Linked DNA regions of Homo sapiens: region 2 is linked to region 1. A link is an interaction called in ENCODE POLR2A ChIA-PET data of the cell type or tissue named here. Cell type or tissue: IMR-90. All regions are shown on one strand. Links, peaks and the distances in the headings refer to the core of each region. The heading gives the core; the rest is flanking DNA. Region 1 overlaps TEX2 (testis expressed 2). Region 2 has its middle 12 kb from the start of SCN4A.

What was found. ChIA-PET counts read pairs that join two places held together with the same protein. Peaks named below come from ENCODE experiments on the same cell type or tissue, not always from the same donor. Only the 100,000 strongest peaks of a DNase experiment are listed, where the experiment ranks them.
Region 2: POLR2A ChIA-PET joins it to region 1 with 17 read pairs; 1 of 35 experiments calls an interaction of 5 or more read pairs at or near these places.

Annotation. Positions count from the first base shown.
Region 1 is chr17:64,202,173-64,210,819 of GRCh38, reverse strand. All of the region lies in intron 2 of TEX2 (testis expressed 2), which reads left to right. Among named protein-coding and RNA genes, the nearest start is that of TEX2, 57 kb to the left of the region's middle. In IMR-90, for the core only: no CTCF peak of the experiment used is centred there; a DNase peak (open chromatin) is centred at 4,809; H3K27ac peaks cover 210 bases.
Region 2 is chr17:63,980,710-63,989,356 of GRCh38, reverse strand. No RefSeq gene overlaps it. Among named protein-coding and RNA genes, the nearest start is that of SCN4A, 12 kb to the right of the region's middle. RefSeq lists enhancers at 1,387-1,938, 1,939-2,492. In IMR-90, for the core only: a CTCF peak has its summit at 4,007 (motif pointing right); a DNase peak (open chromatin) is centred at 4,076.

The DNA of each region.
Region 1 (8,647 bases), core at 3,851-6,350:
CTTCGTTTCCCTGGAGCAATTTTGAACCTTAATTATTGGTTTTAATCTTTAGCTTTTCAAATTCAAAGCTTGTTTGGCTTCTTAGTTAAATTAAAGGTATTATTCTCCCATCTATTTAAATGAGAATGCTCTAAAAATGGCAGCGTGATGTCCCTATTGCAAAAAAAAAAAAAAAAAAAAAAAAAGCTGGGGGTTGGGGAGAATTCTTTTAGGATCCAAAATAATATTTGTTTTTAAATTTCATTGACTTTTTTCCTTGTTCAAAGGAAATACATGGTTAATGTTTTAAAAACACAGGAAACCCAAAGAAAAAAAATTTTTTGATCACACTAGTGGAAGGGAATTACAGTTAATGATTTGGTATATATCCTAGTTTTTTGGGTTTTTAAAATTTCTGCATATATGAAGATATGCATCACATACATGCATACTCACCCACTCTTTTTGTTTTGATTTAATAGGATCATATATTTTGCAGTCTGACCTTTTTTCTTTCTTTCACATGGCAATATGTTATGACACTTTCTTCTTTAAGAGAAGCTGTGTTGAGTCTTGTGGATGTGACACCCTTAAGCTTAGCGTTAATAAATGAAGTGGAGCAAAAATGACTCACGCGTGGTTGCTGAGCTTTTTCTGATAGGGTGGTGCAGTGACTACCTGAAGTACGTGCTCTCCAAGTAAGTTCGTGCTAACTTTAGCAAGGAAAAATTGCGCTTATATTAACTCTAGTACCTAATGACTGACTGTGGCATTCAGTTTAAACTGGTTTGAGCACTGACTTGTCTTAGGAAGATTTTAATTTTAATCCAGTCAATCTTTAGTGTTTTTTTCCTACCCTCTTCTCAGATGTAAATTACTTAGTGTCAATCCAATCACTGTGATATGTCAAGAGTTTACTAACTACACAGGGTGCCGATGGAATGGGATTTTAATGTTATAGCACAGCCTGGTTGCTTTGATCTGATCACTGGAAGAATAAAGGCAACACTGTGATGCTGAGCACTGCAGTGGGCTAAGTGTTGGGTGTATTATCTCATTCAATCCTCGTCACAACCCTGTTCAGTTAGCGTATATGTGCTCATGCAGATGGAGGCCCACAGAAGTTAAGTTATTGCCCAAGGTCACACAGCTAGTGTGTGGTGGAGCCTTGTAGGACAGTGTTTTCTTTTAAGGAAGGTGTTTTGCCCACAGTGGCTAGGATAAACGTATTTGAATTTTCCTTGTAGAGAACAAGTACTTTAATGCTCTCATAGACTGACACCCCTAATCCAAGCAAACTGTCATAGACTAAGCATTTATTCTTCCTTATTGCTGTTTGGACAACTCTGATCACTTTGGTAATTCTTTTTTCATTCTTAGCCTTAACTTGTTTAGAATGGTTTCATTACTAAAGAGGAAAAGTATATTTTAGCCTGAAGTCTTTTGTTGGGTATGCGGTGTTGTTTTTAGAAACTGGGCTGAATGCATTCTCTATTTAGAAAAGGGACACTACTATGAATTAGAAGGATATGCTGTCTGTTACAAGCTAATTTCAAATGCAAATGTTCTTTGGACTTAGTTAATTTTACTGAATGGGAGATTATACTCTTGGGAACCGTTTTTAAACTATGGTACTTTAAAACATTTAGCAGCGTTGACATTAACTTTAGGACCCAAGTTTACTGTTATCTGTCTTCCCTAATATTCCATAAGCTTCATGAATGCATAGGCCCTGTCCATCTTGTTCATCTTGTATCCTCAGCACCTGCCACGTATTAGGTATGTGATAGGTAATTGTTGGCTGAATGGATGGGTAGATGAATGAAGGAGTGAGATTTTATCAGAAGATTTGAGCAGTGAGTTGGTATTGACCCTGTCATCTCCTGGTGATGTTGCTTTTTAAAAGAAATCCCTAGCTGGGCATGGTAGCCCACACCTGTAATCCCAGAGCTTTGGGAGGCTGAGGCAGAAGGATCACCTGAAGCCAGGAGTTTGAGACCAGCCTGGGCAACACAGCAAGATCCCATCTCTACAAAAAATTTAAAATAATTAGCCAGGTATGGTGGTGCATGCATGTGGTCCCAGCTACTCAGGAGGGTGAGGTGGGAGGATCACTTGAGTCCAGGAGTTTGAAGCTGCAGTGAGCCATGATAACACCACTGCACTCCAGCCTGGGTGACAGAATGAGACTCTGTCTCTAAAAAAATAAAATAAATCCTTGATGCTTGCTTTAAAAAAAATAGGGTTTAATAGGAGTGATCTTTTAAGAAAATGAAAATAATTACTAAAAAGTAAAGCTTTTGGTTGGGCGTGGTGGCTCACCCCTGTAATCCCAGCACTTTGGAAGGCCAAGGCAGAGGATTGCTTGAGGTCAGGAGTTCAAGACCAGCCTGGGCAACATAGTGGGACCACCATCTCTATAAAAGTTTTGTTTAAAAAGCCAGGTGTGGTGGCGCAGCTTGCAGTCCCAGCCACTCGAGAGGCTGAGGCAGGAAGATCGCTTGAGCTCAGGGGGTCAAGGCTGCACTGAGCCGTGATCATGCCACCGCACTCCAGCCTGGGCAATAGAGTGTGACCCTGTCTCAAAAAAACAAAACAAAAACAAAAACAAAAACAAAACAGTAAAGCTTTTCCTAAGCTTTTTTTCTGAAAGTGGACAAGCCAAGACAGTCCATCTTTAACAGGATTTGAAGCTTGACATTTGTTGCTTAGAAATCGACTGGTGACCCAAGTCTGCTCTCCTGTGACCAGTGCTCACGCAGTGCTGCCCTCCTGAATGCAAAGGGAGTAGTAGAAAGGCAAATACTGGCCGGGTGTGGTGGCTCACGCCTGTAATCCCAGCACTTTGGGAGGCTGAGGCGGGTGGATCACGAGGTCAGGAGATCGAGACCATCCTGGCTAACAGTGAAATCCTGTCTCTACTAAAAATACAAAAAAATTAGCTGGGCGTGGTGGCGGGTGCCTGTAGTCCCAGCTAGTCATGAGGCTGAGGCAGGAGAATGGCGTGAACCCGGGAGGCAGAGCTTGCAGTGAGCTGCGATCGCACCACTGCCCTCCAGCCTGAGTGACAGAGCGAGACTCCGTCTCAAAAAAAAAAAAGAAAAAAAAAAGGCAAATACTAAGTGGAGGATTGGAGAAGTGGGCAGTGATGAGTTCCAGATTTCCACTCTGCCTCCAGGTTGATGGCTTTAAAGTGATGTAGGAGATAGACCTTGGTTTCTTTATAAAACAGGCCTGTGAACTTGTTTCTAGGGCAAGCCAAAAGAGCCACTTATTGAAAATGTTTGATTTCAGGGGATAAGTGAGCTGGTTTGAATTATTTTGTGTACATCTGATCCAATTTAGTTGGTATTTACAGAAGATGGTGCAATTCTTGAGGGAAGGTACGGAAGCCTTTTTAAAAAGCTCACCAATATGGAAGACTATAATACCTGCCTGCGACCGAGATCTCCAAGACAGGCCCAGCCCAGGACCGAGATCCCGCATACTTTATGCCCTAAGAGGACTCCATATATGAGCTGTGAACCAGTCAGGCAGTGAGCTGGGTGCTCAGGGACTGTTTTAGGAGACCATGTGGTTTTGAACCTCTGAGCCGTATAAGTTCTCACTGATGGGTCCAGGAACTGCTTGCAGCCAGACTGGACTAAGAGTCTTGCCCCTTTACTGGTTCCATGAACAGTTCAAGGAGCATTGCAGTTTTTCTTCTGTGTAACTTCACATGCTGAGGAAAGAATGGAGAAAAGGAAAGTTTTTGTGTACTTTATCAGGGTCCTCACTGCAGACATATGTATTTATATATGATGCTGCAGCAGTGATACATTTATGGGATGACAAACCAAAAAGACCAATTTGCAGCCAAGTAGTAGCTAATCTCAAAGACTGTTGTGTGGTTGTCTAGGCCCTATGGTACTCCGCCGTCTCCCGCTCTGAACCCATTTGATCAGCAGCTGTACTGTCTAGAATATAAGTAAAAAAGAGGCCGGGTGTGATGGCTCACGCCTGTAATCCCAGCACTTTAGGAGGCTGAGGTGGGTGGATCATGTGAGGTCAGGAGTTCAAGACCAGCCTGGCCAACATGGTGGAACCCCCTTCTCTGCTAAAAATACAAAATTAGCCGGGTGTGGTGGGGCATGCCTGTAATCCTAGCTACTTGGGAGGCTGAGGCAGGCGAATTGCTTGAACCTGGGAGGTGGAGGTTGCAGTGAGCTGAGATCGCACCACTGTACTCTTATTGCCTGGGCAACAAGAACGAAACTCCGTCTCAAAAAAAAAAAAAAAAAAAAAAAAAAAGTAAGACCTCTATGTGGCCAAAGAGCTGTCACAAAGTCCACAGAAGAATTCTTAGGACCTCCTCCAAAGCTTGCTTGTTCTTAGTATGTTGGAGTTCATAGCTGATGAGAAGCAGCAAATAGGAGAAAGGTTGCTACAGGCATTCAACAGGAAGTGGCATGTGAATGCACATGGTATTGGCACAAAGGCCAATACCAAAATGTGAGAAGAAGCTCATAGGACTTAGAGCATGGTGGGCTGGGCAGGTTAGCTCAAGGCAAAGAGCCTCGTGTGTGCCACAGACCAATGGCATCCCTGTAGTGACACCCCCTGTGTGGTAGCCTTCAGGAGTTCTTATGTTGGGTGACTGTCTAGATGCCCTAAGCTGGGGACCTTGGGAAAGGGTGGGTTTGGGCACGGGGAAAATGGGGCATTTAGAGTCAGCAAACTGCACTTGGCATGTTTGCTTAGCCAAATCAGATGGTCCCTTGCCCAGGATTATTTTTAATTCAGAGCCATTCCTGTTGCACACTAACTTTCTACATGTTTATAATGAAAAGCTTCCTGAAGATTTCATAAGGGTCTTGGATTTATGTTTGAGTATATGACTCAGATGCAATTTTGAATTATATTCACGAGCAAATTCTTTATCTCAGATTTATAAACCACCAGCAGAACACAGCAGTAGCATATTGGTTTCCAGAGTGATAATCCATCTCTTTTTTAAAGATATGGCCTGCAAGTTTGACTAAAATTATATTTAGGCCATTGCAGAAACTAATAGAAATGGATTTTGGAGAACTTTTTTTTCTTTAGATTGTGTCACATGTAGATATTTAATAAGAGGGATAGGTTTTAAAAATAGGTTCCCTGAATATAGGCTTTGGTTTTGATATATAAAAGAATAATTTTGGGGGGAGGACATGATCAATTTTGAGGAGAAATTCCAATTTGTAAATTTAATCTCAATTTGTTGAAATTCTTTCAAGAAATTAGAGTAAGCAAGTCTTTAGGAGAAAATGGCCATTACATGCAGCCCAAAGAGACTTGGATTGCTTTTTGTTGGTCTCTTATAACTTAGAGTAAGGACAAGAAATGTGAGTGCATTTCTTTCTACATTATACTTTACTGAAAATATCCTGCCCCTATAATGGGTTACCTGAGTTTTTATGTATGGTTTTTATAAACATGGCTATTTCCCAGTGCCCCTTGTAGAATAGTTTTCAGGTGAGATGTTTGTTTGTTTGTATGTTTGTTTGTTTTGCCTCGCTCTGTCGCTCAGGCTAGAGTGCAGTGGCACAATCTTGGCTCACTGCAACCTCTGCCTCCCGGGTTCAGGCAATTCTCCTGCCTCAGCCTCCAGAGTTGCTGGGATTACATGTGCGCATCACCATGCACGGCTAATCAGTGAGATGTTTTGATGCAGGCAGCCCTCACTTACCAGAAGGTACCCCTTGTGTTGAAGTTGGAGAGGCAGCTGTGTGGAACGTGCTTCCTGAATTCCATAGGAACAATATGGTTAAGGATGTCAGGTAGTCCCAAAATGACTTTTTTGAACTTTCATTTTTAAACTATTTATTGATGAAAATATTAAATACAGACAAAAGTAGAGGCAATAGTAAAATGAACCCCCCATGTGCCTGACACCCAGTTTCAACAATTGTCAACATTTTGCCAGTTTTTCACTCAATTCATTAACTTATGGCATGGCTGAATTGTAATTCTGGTTACCTATATATAAGTACAGTTTTTAGCATCCTGAAAATACCTTCTGAACTCTGTAAGAAAAGTAGCAAAAACATCGAAGATTCTTATTGTAATTATTGTTCAATAATTAGCCGTTAAGAAGAGGTTTGCTGTACTCCAAAGATGAGTTTGCCAGCAAGATGGTTCTAGGGCATGAGCGTGTTTTTTTGTGGGTGCCCAGGCCATAGTTGTTGACTCACTGTTTTCATTCCATTGCTTCTTTCAGTGGTGTTCAAATGGGTTGCAGAAGACACTAATCAAGAAGAAAACAGTAAAGTTTCCGTCTGTATCAGTCTTTGCTCTTTCTAGTTGAGAAAGTAAATAAGCCTTGCTGATATTTAACATACAGATGACCATATATCGACTTTTGGCCAAAAACCTTGGAAATTATCAGTAAGACTCTGAAATACAGATTTACACTCAGGATCATCAACAGTGATCCTCACCTTGAGTGTATGTATTGTGCCTTAAGGTGTCAGCTGAAGATAGTACAAAGCTGTCATACTGGAAAAACTAAAAATTATCAAAAGGATAATTATTTCATCTTTTGCTCTTTATTTCTATTCTGTACTTTATATAAAAGCTGTATATATTGGGACATGTGTATAAATTATAAGTAAAGTATATATTTGTACATACCCAAAAAGTTGTTTGATAGAATGCGTGATCTGAAAAGTGACAGAGGCTGCTAATTTATTTGCTTGCTGATCTATTTATCTTACAATTTTAACCCTTGTTAATATGATTTAATGTTTATCATGTATTAATGTAACTCAGACCTTGGTCATTTCAGTGGTTCATCTGAGATCATTTTACCTTTCTAATTTGAATCCACGTTATCTCCTATTCTATTACTGTCTGTCAGTGCATTATAATTTCAAAAATGTTCTATGGCCACCTGAGTTTGGGAGATTCTGCACTGGAGGATAGGAGAGCAGGATAAAGCTGTGGCTTTAGCCCTGACTCCAGTGCTTCTAGTGTCACTGCTGGGAAGGTGACCTTGAAGCAGGCAGTTGGAGGATGTGGACGGTATTAACGGCGCTTCCCTCCCCTAATGGGCTTTCTTTCTTTTCTTTTTTTAATGTTCTTTATAGTGTCTTTGAGCAGCATTTATTTTGAATGTTGACTCCCTGCTTAAGGCTATCATTTATAGTATGAATTCTGGATGTCTGTGGGTCTGCTTGCCTTTCATGGGTAAAATCAAATTTGTATCTCAGGACCTATAAAGTTTATTAGACGGTCCCACCCCTGCCATATTCTCAAACTCCATGATCTATGGTGCTGTGTTTCTGATACTGATGATGCTGGTCCTAAACCATTAATACATCAAAAAAGGTTTAGGCTTGGTAAAGACAAAATCCTGCTTATGTTTTAGTTTTGGAGACAGAGAGTAATTACCTTTTTATGTGCTTCAGAGATGATTTTCAACAGGAGGGGCCTCAGGCCCTGGCTCTATTCTTGTGTAGGATTTGCTCCTTCCCTGATACACTTGATGAAGCAATGATACAGGGATCTGAATGACAGGTGGACTGAAATGCCAGCACAGCCACATGTCAGCAGGGTGAAAACATGCTGCATTGTTACTGCTGTCAGCCAGGCACACAGTGCCTGAATTCTCATCACTTCCTCGGGCTATAGGGCTGGCACTTTTCTCTGGTCAGCTCAGTATCAAGCTGAGCAATAGAGCATTGGCCTTGAACTTCTGATTGGCACTGTAACTGAAAGCACGGTAGTAGTTCTTCCAGACTTTATTATTTTGCAAAAGGTTAATTGTAGCTTTTAATCTTTTAAAATATTAAATGGCCCCTTTATAGATTGTGGTTTTGTACTTTCAGCCATACGTGGCTTCTAAATCCAGCAGAGAATTGAGAGAAACCCCTGACCTTTTACAAATGCCATCACAGGACCAGTCTGTGGGCCAGACAGCTGCAGCCTGGCTGACTGGGTCATTGTCCCCAGCGGGGTGCACTGTGTCCATTTTAACAGCTCTAGCTTCAGAAAGAAACAAAGCTTGTCTGAGTCACTTTAGTGTGGGTTGAGAGCATCTCAGAGTTTTCGGTTGAGCTGTTGAAATGGAATGTTGCTATCTATATGCCATATCTCTCTATACCCATTCCCATGTCTCATAACAAGGTTGGATGAATACTTTACCTGGTAAGAAATTCAGGCTTAAGAATTTTAGAACAGCTGAGCAGTGGATAGTTGGGCACTATATGGAGAACAGGATGAAGACCTTGGAGTTGCTGCTTCTCTCAAGATTCGACAATTGCTGAAATCTGGAAATTTCATTTGCAGCTTAATCCAGGGACTTGGTCAGATCCTGGGTGGGGGGAAATGGCTGATTAATGGTATCAAAAGGTGATTAGGTTTGCACCGGGAAATTGCTTTCTGCAAGAGCAACCTGGTTTCAGGTCAGTAGGAGTGTGAAGGGGCAGAATTAGGGAGGCTTGGAGGAAAGTTGTGCCTCAGCCTCTTGTCCTGAGCCTCCCTAAGGCCAGTCTGCAACCTGGTTCCTGACAGTGGGGTCAAGTAGCAACTCCTGTGATCCTCTCAAGATTTCCTGTCAAAGCCTGTAGTGTTCTGGAAAGAGCCTTAGATAGGGGGCAGGAAACATGGGCTCCAGTCACAATACCCCTCTCTGCTCTAGATAAGA
Region 2 (8,647 bases), core at 2,545-5,044, 220 kb after region 1:
ACCCCCACACCCGCCCCAGGCCGGGTACCCCGAGGGGCAGGCCACCCCGAGGGGCAGGACTCTCTGGCCCCAACCCCAGCCTGGCTCCAAGGAAGTCACCACTTTGTTCTGGGTACTGCTGACCGCCTGCCCACTCTGCGGCCCGACCCTGCTCTGTCCCGCAGCCTCTGCCGAATCTTCTGGTGCCTGGACCCTCTCTCCAGCCCCAGACTTGCCTCTCTCTGTCCCGTCATCGGTTCCCTCTGCCCCGGCCTGGCGAGCTGTCCTTGCCCTCAGCAAGGTTCCTTGTTCTGGTCACAAACAGCCCAAGGGCTAAGGCTCGGCTCCGGAGGGGCATGGGTGACCCAAGGGACACAGAACGGGGCTGCAGTTTCTTCAGGAGAGGAGAGCAAGGAGCCGAAACAGTGACTTTGCTTGGCCTGTTTGCATGGCTCAGAGGCAGGGCTGTGGGGGGAGGAGTGCGGCAGGAGGCCGGGGTGGGGGGTGCTGGCGGCTCCTTTGCTCTGCTGAGAACAGGAATCTGCGAGATGCCAGCAGAGGACACATCCCAGGCTTTGCCCACGTCCCTGCCCCTCCCCCAGCCCACCCGGCACGGCTGGGCTCTTTTCCTAGAGAAGTCAAGAGCGCTGAGCCCTGCCGGGAAGGCGAGGGGGACATGGGGACGGGAGCCAGAAAGCCCAGCTTGAGGGGAAAAATATGTGACCACAGCAAAAAGGGTACTCTGGGGGACCAGAAGGGGTCTGGGGGCGGGGGGTCTTAGGAGGAGACACAGGGCCGGAGAGTGGGGTCCGGGGGTCGGGGCTGGCACAGAACACAGCCCCCTCCCTTCCTCCCTGCTGGGGTGGGCCGTGGCTGGTGGAGAAGGCAGAGTGGCCTGAGTGGAGTTGGGGGGATGTAGTTTGGAGGCAGGGAGGGCTGGTTCTACCAGGACCCTCCGGATTCTTCTGGGCCATCCCCAAGTCCCCTGCCTGTGGCCAGTGGCCTCACTCTGTGTGGCAGTGGTATGGACAGCTATGGTCACTGTGCTAGCATTTGGAGCCACATCACCTGTGCGGGACCACGTAAATAGACCCAAGGGCCTTGGAACCTGTGTCAGGCAGGGCAACCGAGCAAAGATGAGCTGGGTAAGGGCCTGCCCAGCCCCCTGGCCACATGTGCCCTGCCCCCGGGCTCCTCAGCAGCCCTCCCCCTCTCCATCCCTGGCATCTCTCAAGGAATTGTGCTGGGATTTTAGGGGGCTTGGGGAAGGCAACGGAGGGTCCTTCCTAGGTGGCTCCCATCCCAGCCTGGCCCTGCTCATCATTTCTGGTTGGAAACCTGCATGGGGTGCGAGCTCAGCCTCAGGGGTCTTCTCCTCAGCTCCAGGCTGGCCTGAGTGTTGGTCGAGACCTGCTCTGCTGACTTACGTCGCCAGGGTCTCTGCCATGACCCCAGGCCAGGCCCAGGGAAGCCCCGAGTTTGATGCTGAAGACATAGAACTCCTTGTCAAGTGTTGGGGTGGTTCTGAAAAGGTGTCTGCCTTTTGGGGGCAACTCTGGCCATCAGAAAGGAGGACAGATCTGATGGTGGTGGGGGTGGGGACAGTGCATCTTCAGGGCAGGGGCGGGGTTCTGAGAAGGCTCCTGGAGGAGGCTTAACCAGAGAGGCAGGAAGGATTGGAACCTTCAGGGAGGGGTGGAAAGGCTCTCTTCAAACGGAAAATCTGGCCCTGAGGCCTCAGAGAGCAGCTTGGGAGAAGGGAGGGGACGCTGGAGGAGGGTGTCAAGGACCAGGGAACAGGTTATAGAAACAGTCAGGCCCTTGACTCCTGTCACTTCCCCGGGGCGCACAGCTCACGAGTGGACAGGGCTCTGTCCACAGAAGCCAAGGCCCCCGCTCCCTGGGGAGGAAGCTGACTGGTGCAAGGCAGGGTCGGGGCAGAGGGCAGTGGGTCTCATGGGCAGCCCTACGGCTGGGGCAGATGTGGGGCTCCCAGCAGTTCTGGTGACTTCGGCAGGGGTCCCCAGCCCTGCTGTGGCAGGGACAGGCCAGGTCCCCCGTGGCTCCATTGGAAGGTGCTCGTTGGGGCTGGGGGATCCCAGGTTCCCTGCAGCACCCTCACCCCAGCCTTTCATGCATTCTGGCCCCCATTCTGCCTCATCAGCAACAGCTATTTTTATTCCCTGCAGTTTTCAGTCAACAGCCCTTGTTGGGGGGATGGGGCTGCTGGAGGAGAGAGGGGGGCTCAAGGAACCCAGGGACAGTAGAGGTGGTGGGGAAGCCACAGTGCCCGGGCAGGGCCCTCTGCCAAGAGCCCTCGCGTAAAAGGAAAGAGTGAAACTCCAATAGTTGCTGGCCCCCATCCTGTTTTTGAACTGGATTGTGAAACCAGGCACCCCCACCTACCCCATAGGTGCTTGAAGGTCATGGTCCACCTCCTGATTAAGAGCCCAAGTTTCTTTCAAACCCTGAGGGCCAGGCTTCCAATCCCAGTTTACTATGTAAATACCATCTGGTGAGTTACTTATCTCCCCTGTCCCTCAGTGTCCTCATCTGTCAAATCGGGGTGATAACAGGATCAGGGTGAGAATTTGATGTGCTCGTGGACATGTGAGGTGCCTGGAACAGTGCTTGGCATGTAACCAGCTCTACATACGTGTTCAACAGTATTATTGTGGCTATTGCCAGTCTGTGACCCTGACATAAAATGTCTCATCCCAGGGAAAAGAAGAGAGAAAGAGTTACAAGAAGGATGGCTTTGTTCAGTTCTGGGCACCCTTCGGAGCTGGGGGTCAGGGATGGGCTTTTTTTCCCTATCTGGTCTCCCTTGGGTGAGGGACCTTTTTTTTTTTTTTTTTTTTTTTTTTTTTTTTCAGATAGAGTCTCACTCTGTCACCCAGGCTGGAGTGCAGTGGTGCAACCTCGGCTCGCTGCAACCTCCACCTCGCAGGCTCAAGTGACTGTCCTGTCTCAGCCTCCCAAGTAGCTGGGATTACAGATGTCCGCCACCACACCCAGCTAATTTTTTTTTTTTTTTTTTTTGTATTTTTAGTAGAGATGAGGTTTCACCATGTTGACCAGGCTGGTCTCTAACTCCTGACCTTCAGTGATCCACCTGCCTCAGCCTCCCAAAGTGCTGGGATTACAGGCTTGAGCCACCATGTCCAGCTGGGTGAGGGTCCTTCTATAAAGTGGACTGCAGAGCCCCTTCCATGAGGGCCTGTGGTTTGCAGATGTGGCCATGATGGCCATGACGCCAGAGCGGCAGAGCAAGGTCCTTCCAGCCCACCTTTCAGTAAGCTCTGCTGTCAACACTTAGCTTTTTTTGAGGTTGGCAAGTTCGTGATCAGTCTAGCTTTGGAGAAGGCTCTCCAAAGAGTAGCTGGGGAGGAAACACCCCTGGAGTACTTTCTGCAGTGGAGGACTTTCCCAGAGCGAGCGGCAGGGCGCATCTCCTGAAGGGGGCGTGCTCGTGGTCGTGGGAGCAGGGGAGCTGGGTGTCAGCCTTTCCTTCCTCCAGGTTTCAGGCTGTTACTGAAAAGCCTCTTCTCTAGTGCTGGTGACTGTGCCCCCAGCTCCCCTGTCTCAAGTCGGGAGGACTCGAAGGCCACCCTCCCTGGATGGCTGGGGACAGATGGAGGGAATGGGGAGCCAGGTTGCCTGGAGTTCTCCAGGCCCAGGAACAGGTGTGAGCAGGCCTCTTGGTGGCCTCTCCGTGGACCCACTGCTTTGAGGAGCAAGGAGGGGAAGGGAGGTGGCTCTATGTTCAGGGGCGATGTGTCTAAGGGCAGGGGAGGTGGGCTTAGATGTGTGTGTAGAGGATGTACACACACCAGTTTGGGGGGCCATCATGCTCAGGGGCTCCTTAAAAAGATCTGATGCCAGGCATGGTGGTACACACCTGCAGTCCCAGCTACTTGAGAGGCTGAGGCAGGAGGATCAACTGACCTCAGGAGTTTGAGCCCATCCTGGGCAATATAGTGAGACCATATCTCTAGAAAAGATTGTAAAAGAAAGATCCAAGCCAACAGAGGGCAGGAAGCCCTGGGCCTGAGTGGAACAAATTAGCCTCCCCACCCTTTTGAGCAGCTGGGAAATGACTCATAGAGGCAATGAGTGTGTGTGTGTGTGTGTGTGTGTGTGTGCGCGCGTGTGTGTGTGTGTACACTGGCGAGGGCATGTGCATGCATCTAAGTAGGCCATATGGGGGTCAGGGGATATATGAGGGTGAATTGGTGCAAATTGACCTGTGGTTCTCTTCCCCCCACTGACCCCTCCCACACACAGCTCCCAGCACAAAACCCCAGGAGGCCTGAGCACGACCCTGCCAGGGCCTACCAGATGCCGACCCCAGCCCACACCTCTCAGGGGCTTGGCCCAAGGATCTGGTCTGCCCTTCGAAGGGGATAGATGGTTGAGAGTCAGGCCAGTCCAGGGAGCAAACTGAGTGGGACCTCAACCTGGGCGGGCCCCGTGCTGAGGGAGGGCAACTATGCCCAGCCGAGTTCCCCAAGGGGCTGGAGGGAGGCCGAGTCTGTAGTAGCAGGCGCAGGGGCTTGGCATGAGAGAGAGCTGCGTTCAAGACCTGGCTCCACCGCTGGTTAGCTAGGATGATGAAAGCGAAGTCCCTGGGACAGTGCCTGGCACGTGATAAGCTCCAAATGAACATGTCCATGATAACTTTTCATCTAGAAATATTTCTCAAGCCTCCACCTCATGGGCCTGTGCACGTCAGCACTACAGGTGACTGCACGGAGATTTGGGGGCCAGAAACCAGCCCCTCCCACGCTATGGAAAATCTTTCCCAAGCTGACTGAAGCTCAGAATTCCACATCTTACAACAAATTCTTTTAACTTAAGGCTCAGACTTGGGAGGAGAAACCCACTCTGGAACCTTGTGTCTGGGGAGAAAAGGCTTCTGGGGCCGACAGATGAGCTGGGAGAAGTTAGTGGGAAGTGGGCACGGTGCCTGAAACCCAACCAGCATGTTTGTGGGCTTTTATTTCATCAGAACTGAGCCTGCTAGAAGCACTCTGGGTAGAGGAAAAGGGTCAGGTTTGGGAGAGGAGGAAGAAAGTTGGGGAAAAACTAACCAGTTGGCAGGGTGCGGTGGCTCATGCCTGTAATCTCAGCACTTTGAGAGGCCGAGGCAGGTGGATCACTTGAGTCCAGGAGTTCAAGACCAGCCTGGCCAACAAAAATTAGCCACGCATGGTTGTGGGCACCTGTAATCCCAGCTACTTGGGAGGCTGAGACTGAGAGAATCGCTTGAACCCGGGAGGCAGAGGTTGCAATGAGCCGAGATCGTTCGTGCCACTGCACTCCAGCCTGGGTGACAAAGTAAGACATTGTCTCGAAAGAAACAAACAAACAAAAACAAAAAAACTAACCAGTGTTCTTGGAGAGCCTTTGGAAATTGTCAGGGAATGGGGCTGATAGTGAAAGGAGGGCCTGCCCATGCATCCTGAATAGGAAACCAACCATACAGTAGGTGCAAAATAAACATGGCCACCACTGTTACTCTTATCCCTTGGGTAGAACAAGTTATTAGGCCAGTTGAATCAGGAGCTTAAAACAGGGAGGCTTGTTCTGACCCAGTGAGCCCCCATGGAAAATGCAATCAGCTTTAGCCCACCCCTCACGCAGGAGCCCACCCCCACATCACCCCAATTGGTTTCCGGAACTCTCTGGGCCTCTGAGTGTCTGGAGGTTTCCATCCGAGGCTCCTGGCTCCAGGCCTCCCTCCAAAGTCTCTCAGAGCAGATTTCCTCTGCAGAGTGTCAGGCCAGGAGGGGAGGGCCACCTGGGGTGACTTCCTCTAGGCCCCTGCCTGCCAAGGCACAGGCCACTCTTCCTCCTTTCCAGGCCCCAAGCGCTGGCAGAGAAACAATACAGCTACCCCCTTCCCGTCCCCACCCACAGCCTGCCCCAGCTGAGAAAATGTTGTGACTTGAGACTTACAACCCGGGGGACATAGGGATGGATTTTTCACTCCTGGAGCTGGGCCATAGCAGGAACACAGGAATTTGGGAAGTGGGCCACCCGGATGCCCGGTGCTGTCTTTGGCCAGGAAAAAGAAGTCTGGTCTGTTTCAGACTCCCAGGAAGTTCCAATTCTGAGCCCCCACTGCAGGTGAAGCTTGGGGGTGGGGGTGGGGTCTCCACTGGCCACAGATGGCACTGGATCATTTTGCTCCCAATCCATAGAGAAAACAGCTAGATCCTTGTGGGTGGCTAGCAGCTTTGCTAGAGATGAAGAGCATGCTTGGTTGGCAAGAGGGGAGGTGGCTGGTGCCTGAGCAAGGCCAGCAAGCAACCCGCCACCTCTGCATCTGGAAGGATGTGCCCTGGAGTTAACAGGGAAGGCAGTGAGGGGCAGATTACATTCATTCTCAATCTTCCAAAAGAGTACTTGTATTAGTTTTCATGCTGTTGATAAAGACATACCCAGACTGGGCAATTTACAAAAGAAAGAGGTTTATTGGACTTACAGTTCCACATGGCTGGAGAGGCCTCACAGTCATGGCGGAAGGCAAGGAGGAGCAAGTCACATCTTACGTGGATGGCAGCAGGTGAAAGGAGAGAGAGAGACCTTGTGCAGGGAAACTTTCCATTTTTAAAACCATCAGATTTTCATGAGACTTATTCAGTATCATGAGAACAGCACAGAAAAGATCCACCCCCATGATTCAATTATCTCCCACTGGGTCCCTCCTAACATGTGGGAATTATGGGAGCTACAAGATGAGATTTGGGTGGGTACACAGAGTCAAACCATATTAGTACCTTACAGTGGCTTTTTTTTATTATTATACTTTAAGTTCTAGGGTACATGTGCACAACATGCAGTTTTGTTACATATGTATACATGTACCATGTTGGTGTGCTGCACCCATTAACTCGTTATTTACATTAGGTATACCTCCTAATGCTATCCCTCCTGCCCTCCCTCTGCCCCACGACAGGCCCCTACAGTGGCTTTTATATTCCAGGCTGGCAGAGGCATGGCTGAGACCACTTGGGGGATTTCAGGCTGATGCACTTCAGCTGGGTGGATTTCTGGATGTTTGAAGAACTCTTGCCAAAAGTGTAGTTGTCCCATGAGGGAAGGTTCTAGAAGGATATAATGGGGATAGGGAGGGAGATCTGTCCTGAGATTTGCCTGGCCAATAATTTGGGACAGGATCAGAGACACTTAGCTGTGAGGGATGGCCTTGAACTGAAGGAAAATCAAGATCCAGCTGACCTTCAGAGGACTGGAGGTGAAGAGGTGCAATGAGCAAAAGGAACTTAAGTAAAGGAAGATGTAAAATCTTGCACCTGGATTTATATTAACCTTGTATCCTGCAACCCTGCTGTTATCATGATTAGTACTAGAAATTTTCGTGTTTATTCTGATTTTATACTTAGACAATCACATCATTTGTGAACAAAGATAGTTTTATTTCTCCCTTCCCAGTCAGAATACCTTTTATTTCCTTTTCTTGTCCTATTGCATTAGCTAGGACTTCCTGTCCAATGCTGGAAAGCTGTGGTGAGAGGGGACAGCCTTGCCTTGTTCATGATCTTAGTGGGAAAGCTTTGAGTTTCTCACCATTAAGAGCAATGTTAGGCCAGGCGTGGTGGCTCATGCCTGTAATCCCAGCACTTTGGGAGGCCGAGGTGGGTGGATCACCTGAGGTCAGGAGTTCAAGACCAGCCTGACCAACATGGTGAAACCCGGTCTCTACTAAAAAAAAAAATACAAAATTAGCCAGGCATGATGGTGCATGCCTGTAATCCCAGATACTTAGGAGGCTGAGGCAGGAGAATTTCTTGAACCCAGGAGGCAGAGGTTGCAGCCGAGATTGCTCCATTGCATTCCAGCCTGGGCAACAAGAATGAAACTCTGTCTCAAAAAAAAAAAAAAGAAAAGAAAAGAAAAACAAAGCAATGTTAGCTGTAGGTTTCCTGGTAAACACTCTGTTAACTTCAGGAAGTTTCCCTCTACTCCTAGTTTGCTGAGACTTCATCATGAATGGGAGTTGCATTTTGTCAAATGCTTTTGCTGTATCTATTGATATAATTATGTGATCTTCTTTAGCCTGTTGATGTGATGGATTACATTAATTGATTTTTTTTTTTTTTTTGGGACAAGGTCTCACTCTGTCACTCAGGCTGGAGTGCAGTGGTGTGATCACGGCTCACTGCAGCCTTGACCTCCTGGGCTCAGGTGATCCTCCCACCTCAGCTTCCTGGTTAGCTGCGACTATAGGTGGGCGCCACGATGTACAAAAAGTACACCCAGCTAACCTTTTGTACTTTTTGTAGAGTTGAGGTTTCACCATGTTGTCCAGGTTGTTATTGAACTGTGCTCAAGCAATCTGCCCGCCTCAGCTTTCCAAAGTGCTGGGATTACAGGGATAAAACAATGTTTCCAGTCTGATTTTCAAATGTTGGACCTGCCTGGCATACCTGAGATAAATTCCACTTGGTCATGGTGTATAATTCTTTTCATACATTGTTGGATTCAAGATGCTAATATTTTGTGAGGTGCACATGGGTTTAAAAGAAAAAAATCAGTTGCACAGTGCCTAAGAAGGGGAAGACCTAATTAGATCACAGCTCATGAGGAAAAGACCTAGGAGTGACTGCAAACCCCACCTTTGTTTGGGCTGCGGAAGAAGTGA